3 separate regions of the Mus musculus genome follow, and regions 2 and 3 are each linked to region 1. The links are chromatin loops, found by intact Hi-C in ENCODE. Cell type or tissue: heart. All regions are shown on one strand.

What was found. A loop is a pair of places that touch in the nucleus more often than their neighbours do. Peaks named below come from ENCODE experiments on the same cell type or tissue, not always from the same donor. Only the 100,000 strongest peaks of a DNase experiment are listed, where the experiment ranks them.
Region 2: a loop joins it to region 1, with 5 times the contacts of the local background. A loop is called at or near these places in 6 of 42 quality-filtered maps.
Region 3: it touches region 1 in a loop (6-fold over the local background); 14 of 42 quality-filtered maps call a loop at or near these places.

Annotation. Positions count from the first base shown.
Region 1 is chr12:84,783,578-84,786,077 of GRCm38, reverse strand. Ltbp2 (latent transforming growth factor beta binding protein 2) reads left to right here. Exons shown (of 36, transcript NM_001370743.1): 32 at 1-104; 33 at 183-350; 34 at 593-874; 35 at 1,175-1,324; 36 at 1,683-2,500. The coding sequence ends at 1,828. Among named protein-coding and RNA genes, the nearest start is that of Isca2, 12 kb to the right of the region's middle. In heart, a CTCF peak has its summit at 1,403 (motif pointing left); a DNase peak (open chromatin) is centred at 1,357; H3K4me3 peaks cover 418 bases; H3K27ac peaks cover 882 bases; H3K27me3 peaks cover 1,585 bases.
Region 2 is chr12:85,031,987-85,034,486 of GRCm38, reverse strand. Ylpm1 (YLP motif containing 1) reads right to left here. Exons shown (of 21, transcript NM_178363.4): 6 at 453-570. Among named protein-coding and RNA genes, the nearest start is that of Ylpm1, 37 kb to the right of the region's middle. In heart, a CTCF peak has its summit at 1,557 (motif pointing right); no DNase peak of the experiment used is centred here.
Region 3 is chr12:84,875,556-84,878,055 of GRCm38, reverse strand. It overlaps Ltbp2 (latent transforming growth factor beta binding protein 2), which reads left to right and starts at 1,565. Exons shown (of 36, transcript NM_001370743.1): 1 at 1,565-2,300. The coding sequence starts at 1,825. D030025P21Rik (RIKEN cDNA D030025P21 gene) reads right to left here and starts at 2,254. Exons shown (of 1, transcript NR_028577.1): 1 at 1-2,254. In heart, CTCF peaks have their summits at 914 and 1,134; a DNase peak (open chromatin) is centred at 1,105; H3K4me3 peaks cover 1,779 bases; H3K27ac peaks cover 348 bases; H3K27me3 peaks cover 2,500 bases.

The DNA of each region.
Region 1 (2,500 bases):
CGGTGAGTGTGTGAACACAGAAGGCTCCTTCCATTGCCTCTGCAATCCCCCCCTCACCCTAGACCTCAGTGGGCAGCGCTGTGTGAACAGCACCAGCAGCACGGGTGAGTAGATGGGGGTGTGGACATCAGGGGTGTAGACCTGGCCTGGGACTCACAGTCTTCTGGGGTGTGTGCCACCAGAGGACTTCCCTGACCATGACATCCACATGGACATCTGCTGGAAAAAAGTCACCAATGATGTGTGCAGCCAGCCCTTGCGTGGGCACCATACCACCTATACAGAATGCTGCTGCCAAGATGGGGAGGCCTGGAGCCAGCAATGCGCTCTGTGCCCGCCCAGGAGCTCTGGTAAGAGGGTACCTGCAGATCTGGGCATAGCTCTGGGAAGGGGATACCTCACCCTGAAAAGAGAGCAATCAGGAAGCCCAGGCCTTGCCCTTAGTCCAGGTCATTCAGGACAAAGAAAGGCGCAAGCCTGGTCAGGAACCCCCATGTGTTCTCCTCTTGGGCCAAGAGCCAGCTGGGCCAGCTTACCGAGCTTCAGCTAGCAGGAACTAAAACCCAGCACCTTTCTCCGTCCTCCCCAACAGAGGTCTACGCTCAGCTGTGCAACGTGGCTCGGATTGAGGCAGAGCGCGGAGCAGGGATCCACTTCCGGCCAGGCTATGAGTATGGCCCTGGCCTGGACGATCTGCCTGAAAACCTCTACGGCCCAGATGGGGCTCCCTTCTATAACTACCTAGGCCCCGAGGACACTGCCCCTGAGCCTCCCTTCTCCAACCCAGCCAGCCAGCCGGGAGACAACACACCTGTCCTTGAGCCTCCTCTGCAGCCCTCTGAACTTCAGCCTCACTATCTAGCCAGCCACTCAGGTACGTGCAGCAAAACTGGAGAAGAGCCACGCCCTGCCGTCCTCTCACCCCTTCTGCCTGCCTGCCAGGGGAGGACAGGGAAGGGGAAATACACTGGGCACAGGCAGCCAAGCGTCACCCCAAACCTTAAGGAGAGTGTGACCTTTGTTGCAGTGTCGTTCTGTAGGGCTGTTGCGATCCACTGACAACCCCACCCTCGGCAGGCAACAGCGACCACCATTGTACTGGAGGGTGTAGGGTGAGAGACACGGGAACCTACGCCCTCAGACCTCAGCCTTCTTCTTTCTGACTCTCTATTAGAACCCCTGGCCTCCTTCGAAGGCCTTCAGGCTGAGGAATGTGGCATCCTGAATGGCTGTGAGAATGGCCGCTGCGTGCGTGTGCGGGAGGGCTACACTTGCGACTGCTTTGAGGGCTTCCAGCTGGATGCGGCCCACATGGCCTGTGTGGGTGAGTTTGGAGTGAGTTGGAGAACCACGCCTACCACAGGACTCCCGGCTAGGGCAGCCGGGAAACACGCTGCTGCCCCCTAGTGGGCGTGTGTCAAGCTAGTGAAAGTGGAAGCCCCAAAGACAGGTTTAATGGTCCATCCTCCACAGAAGAGAAGCAAAGACACGAAGGCATAGTCTTGGGCATGCTAAGATGACTGCTTCTTGGGTTCTGTCCCTTAGTTGACTTGTTTGGGGCGGCCTGATGAGGCAGGGGGTCTGAAGAGGGGGCCTTTGGGTGTCATATCCAGGGAAGGGGGAAGGGGCTGGTGGCTAGAGGGACCCAGAGACCCCTGCAGCTTTCTTCTTTGCTTCCATAGATGTGAACGAGTGTGAAGACTTGAACGGGCCTGCAGCACTCTGTGCACACGGTCACTGTGAGAACACAGAGGGTTCCTATCGCTGCCACTGTTCGCCAGGTTACGTGGCAGAGCCAGGCCCCCCACACTGTGCGGCCAAGGAGTAGAAGTGAGGGCTTGTGTGGGCAGCTATCTGGAAAATGGCTTCAGCCATAGGCCGTGGACTTAAGATTGCTTCCCTAGCTGGGAAGACATCGCGCTGGGAAGATGACGTGATGACATCAGGCCCGGGCTCTGGACCCAGTTCTGCCAGCCTTGCCAAATTTTTATTTCTTCCAGCTTAACTCTGGGTGTGAGCTTCCATCACTGCCTCTATGCCATTGCTTGGCTCAGACACCACAAATATCTTAATGCTTCAGCCACTGGCCATGAGACACGCCCACCAGTCTGTCCCCGGGACCACACTATAGGGCACTCATCAGGCTGTGCTCTTAGGCTGTGCAAACATTGCAGGTACCCCTTTCCAGTTGCGAGCCACACATCATCCTAGTTGTTCTGTAATGGGGACAGTGGCTGCATCCGCCCAGGGATGGTCTCTTCACAGTCTGTGGAGCAAGAGAGGGTTTGGGGAGTAGCTCCTGTCACCTCTCAGAACCAACACCACCACTCGGCCAGGCTGGCATGAGCTCTTTTTGCCACATCTCCATCTCTTAGACAGTTCTGCAGCCCCTCATCTCAGAGGATGAAGACTAATACTAACTCGCTGAGTGGTAAGAAATACAAAGGACGAGGAACAGTGAGCCTGAGAAAGTACGGCAAGAGAGTGATGTGGAAAACAT
Region 2 (2,500 bases), 250 kb before region 1:
AGAAGACTGTGACCAGGACTGAATCCAGGGACCACGGAGCTACACGGTTCAGCTGTGCTTGGTCTATCTGTTAAAGCCTAGGGAAAGGAGTATTCTTGCATATGTCTAACTACTTTTAAAGATGTTCAAAGCTTTCACTTTTCCAAAATTTATGTTTTTACAATAAAAATGTATGCTTATTGGAATTTTAAAAATCCAACATCACTGCCAAGCATTGGTTGCCCATGACTTTAATCCCAGCACCCTGGAGGCAGAGGCAGGCAGATCTATGAATTTAAGGCCAGCCTGGTCTACATACAGAGGAAGTTCTAGGATAGCCAGTACTACACAGAGAAACCCTGTCTAGAAACACAAAAACAAAACAAAACAAAATAAATCCTACATCATATAAACATACACAGTAAAAAAAAAAAAAAAAGAATCTCATTTTCTGAGCACACATTTTCCCATACCGGATACATCCCAGGTCTTGATGGATTCTGTAGTCTTGAGTCTGGGGGTGGTAGATGGTCAGCCATCTGTGGCTCAGACCCAAAGTCTTTCAACTTTTGAAGCTGCTCTTTCTGTTCTCTGTAAACAAATGAAATTGTCTTTGTACTTAAAGCATGTTTACACCATCCCAAACAACTATGATTAAAATCAAATTTAAAAAAAAATACAAACACCTAAAGACTAAAGTTCTATGCAGCGCCCATACCATACAGCACCTCAGTTATGGTAGCATTCTCTTCTTTTACACAACTAACCCATCAACCATCTAAGACCTATAATCATAAATTATCAATGATCTTCAACAATTGATTCTACAACCTGCCTTCATAGGATGTTACCTACCCACCATGTTTCTCTTTTAAGAAATCCCAAATTTTTTCTTGCTAATTGCTGTCAATATTCTACAGATTACAAAATGGACTCTGTATAAAATAACAGTCTAAGAAGGCATTTTAGGCTTTCACAGGAGGCTTATTTTGTTTGGGAGGTGGGGGTGGAACAGTTTCAGGTACCTAGGCTAGGCTTAAAACGGCCAAATAGATTTGAACTCATCACTCTCGTGCAAGCACTTGCATTACAGGGTATGTACCACTATACCTACCTCTCACATCAGTTTTTAAAACTTGAATTAGCTGACATTATTTATAAAGGAAATATTTTACATAGAAATTGAGTTTTTAAAGCATTTTGATTAATACTGCACCTATATTCTGTCAACAAGTAGCTGTGTGGAGCCACGGCCGACCATGTTAGATGAAGCAGTCTATCAAGTCATTGCCACACTCCAGAGTTCCTCCTGGCACACTTCCATTTATTTCTGTTAACTTGTCTGACCCTTTAAAAAAAAATTTTTTTTTCCCCCAAAGGGAGGAAAAAAAAGTCTCATGCCCAGCAGTGGTGGTGCACACCTTTAATTCCAGCACTCGGGAGGCAGAGACAGATGGATCTCTACGTTCCAGGACAGCTAGGGCTACATGAAGAAACCCTGTCTTGAAATTTTTTTTACATTATTTTTATTTTGTGTATGTTTTGTCTGCATGTATGTGTACCATATGCATGCAGTGCACATGGAAGCCAGAAGAGGGCAGTGGATCCTTTTGGAACTGATGATAGAGACAGTTGTACAGAGCTGCCATGTGGGTGCTGAGTATATATAGGAACCTGGATTCTCTGAAAGGGCAGTCAGTCTCCTAACCACTAAGCCATCTCTCCAGCCCCACTTGTCTAACTCCTGAATGCATATTAGTTTACTATTTGCTTTAGATGGTGACAACACTCACAGGTCTATATTCTTAAAAATAATACTCTGTATTCCTAAAGATTAATTATATACTCCTTTATTTTAATCCCTAGCTAACATCCCTTTACTTTTTCTTATAATTCCTATCGTCTACATTTATAATATCCACTACACCATCTCCAGAATGTTTACAGTATCTCTTTACATACAGCATTGTGACCCAAGGGGACACAAAGTCTATAAGGGATGTTCCTATCTCATAGAAACACTGCTTATGGTATTCCTCGTCTCTAAAGGCACACTATAACCAGTGTGCTCTAACTGTGCTAACTACTATCCAACAGCTCACATATGTTGTTAGGTTTTGCTGCCTAGGAAGGGGTTGAAGGAAAAGGGGTGAACGTGCAGCACCTTTCATCCAGCCATCTATGCAAAGCAACAACCAATGAAAAAGTAATTTTTAAGTAAGGAAAGAAAAGAAACTGGCAGTTTAGTAACCAATCACCAATCAGTTTTATGTTCTCTATAAAATAGATTTCAGAGTCAGACAGTTCAAATTCTGGGCCTGCATTTAATAACCAAGTAAACTTTAGCAAGTCTTAGTATTATTGTGAATGGCGATGATACTATTTTTCGTTGCAAGCTTTTGGACAGACGAGGTTAAGATGGGAGGATCAGTGTAGTGCCCGGAACAGTTATGTGAATTAAAGGTGCCCACAATTTAGAAGCAAGTAGCTAAACGCTCTGCAGCAAGCCTCACATCATGCT
Region 3 (2,500 bases), 92 kb before region 1:
CAGTACTCAGGGGACAGACAAATCTCTGAGCTGAAGGCCATCCTGTCTTACAAAGGAGACAGCCAGAGCTAAACAGAGAAACTCTGTCTTGAGAAAAACCAAAACCAAAGAATAACAACAAAAACCAAACCAACCCAAGACAACAACAAAGCCCCAGGAAATGATTTCCCCTTGTAAGTGGGCAAGCTTGGGTATTTCCTCACAGGAATGGGAAGCGGAAGAACACACATGGCCACTGTAGGGGCCGATGTTTGCTCTGTGAGGTGAAATGAAGAGGTAGTCCTGAAGACCTCTTGGAGATGAATACTCTAGGTAGAGAGATGAGCCGTCACAATGCATCAAACATTTGCCAAGCAGAGACTGTGAGGGTACTGTGTAATGAATACCGAGCAGGAGTAAGTTCAGATCGGTCAGAAAACCAGCCGGGCAGGGAGGACTCCGTAGGCCAGTGTCAAATATTGAGACTTTCTAATCCAGTTAGGTATTACTTAGGATTCTGGGAAGGGAGGGGCTGGTATGGGAAGTTGTAATTGGTGCCTTTACAGGCTCTTTTATCCTGTCTGCTTAGGAGCCAGTAGGCTGTGAAAACACTTTCAGGAAAACCATATATGCCTAGCCTTTTAGGCTTTGGGGCATGGGACACAGGGAAGAAGGTTAATTTAGGTGGGAGGCAACGGACATCCCTGTCCCCTTCAATACAAGAAGGTGTGAGAACCCGGCCCAGCAGGGCTCAAAGGCTCATGCAGCCCCTTGGGGAAATTCTCCAAGGAATGAGGGGCGGTGGTAGGAGTTCAAAGAGTGGACTGTGGGCCAGAGGCCACTAGCCTGGGTTTTATTTCCATCTTTAGCAATACTCTCCTTTAGTCACCTTATTCAAGAGGCTCCATGCCTACCTTTGTAAAAAGAGAACAACTCTTCCAGCGGGCATCCACCATCACCATAGGCCCAGGTCAAGGCTTGGCGCCACAGGAAGCAGATTAAGATCTAGGCTCTAAGCAGGTTGGCAGAGTGTGTCGCTACAAAACACGGTGGCCAAGGGTGTGACCAGCTCCACCAGGGGGCGCGCGCCCCAAGTTGCCCTTCCCCATAGGCAACCGGCTCTTGGGAGCTGCCCCAGGGACACCTGCATTCTCGCCTAGCGCCCCCAGCGGTCAGAGGTGGAAGCAACGAGACCAGGCGCGCATGCCTCGGGCTCGGTCCCCATTACTCCGGTCTGGGTACCTTCCCCAGCTTCCTTCAGGCCCGAGAAGCAGTTCATCTGGGTCCGTGAGGTCAGGAACAGAAAATACATCCAGGACAGGTGGACAACTTGAGTTTGCCCAGGACAGGAAAAAGGCAGCTCAGGTGCGCTGGTCCAGGCAGACGCCATCTGTCTTTCCAGTCCCCGGGTCTGCCCTGTCGCCCGCAGCTCCTCACGGGTTAATCCCCTCGCCGCCCGCTCGCTTCTCGGTGCCAAAGAGGGTGTTGCTGGAATTCTTGTCTCCCGTAATAAGGGGGCCGAGCTGTCCCTCCAAGGAGGGGGGCATGGCGTGGATAAAAGAGGCGAAAAAGCAGGGGGCGGTTTCCAAAAATAAAACCCTTCGGTTCCCCTTCAGACGGCGGCAGTGCGGGAGCGAAGGTGCGGCAGGCTCGGGCTCGGTGCGCAGCCCGGGCAGCTCACGCCATACAGCCCTTACCTAGGAACCCCTGGACCCCCAAACGGCTGTTTCAGAGGTCCCCTAGACGGGAAGGGGCAAGTCGCCAGGCGGGTCTGTGGAGCGAACGATGGAAAGCACCTCCCCGCGAGGTCTCCGGTGCCCACAGCTCTGCAGCCACTCTGGCGCCATGAGAGCGCCGACCACCGCTCGCTGCTCCGGATGCATCCGACGGGTGCGTTGGAGGGGCTTCCTGCCACTTGTCCTGGCTGTCTTGATGGGGACAAGTCATGCCCAACGGGATTCCATAGGGAGATACGAACCAGCTAGCAGGGATGCGAATCGGTTGTGGCACCCCGTGGGCAGCCACCCCGCAGCGGCTGCAGCCAAGGTGTACAGTCTGTTCCGAGAGCCTGACGCGCCGGTCCCCGGCTTGTCGCCCTCTGAGTGGAACCAGCCGGCCCAGGGGAACCCTGGGAGGCTCGCAGAGGCCGAGGCCAGGAGGCCACCCCGAACCCAGCAGCTGCGTCGAGTCCAGCCACCTGTCCAGACTCGGAGAAGCCATCCCCGGGGCCAGCAGCAGATAGCAGCCAGGGCTGCACCTTCTGTCGCGCGCCTGGAAACCCCTCAGCGACCCGCGGCTGCACGGCGAGGGCGGCTCACCGGGTGAGCACTGAAGAGGGGATAGGGCTGGGGGCGGGGTGGAGCAAAGGGATGCGGGTATCCCGGACAGTTACGCCTTCAGTGGAGTGCGGGTCCTGTCCCTTTGTCCTCAGTAACTACTAGAGAAACCGCTCCGAGGTTCCGAAACCGGGGCTCGGACCAGCTTTCAAAAAGTTATTTTGGGGAAAATAAATCTACTATCT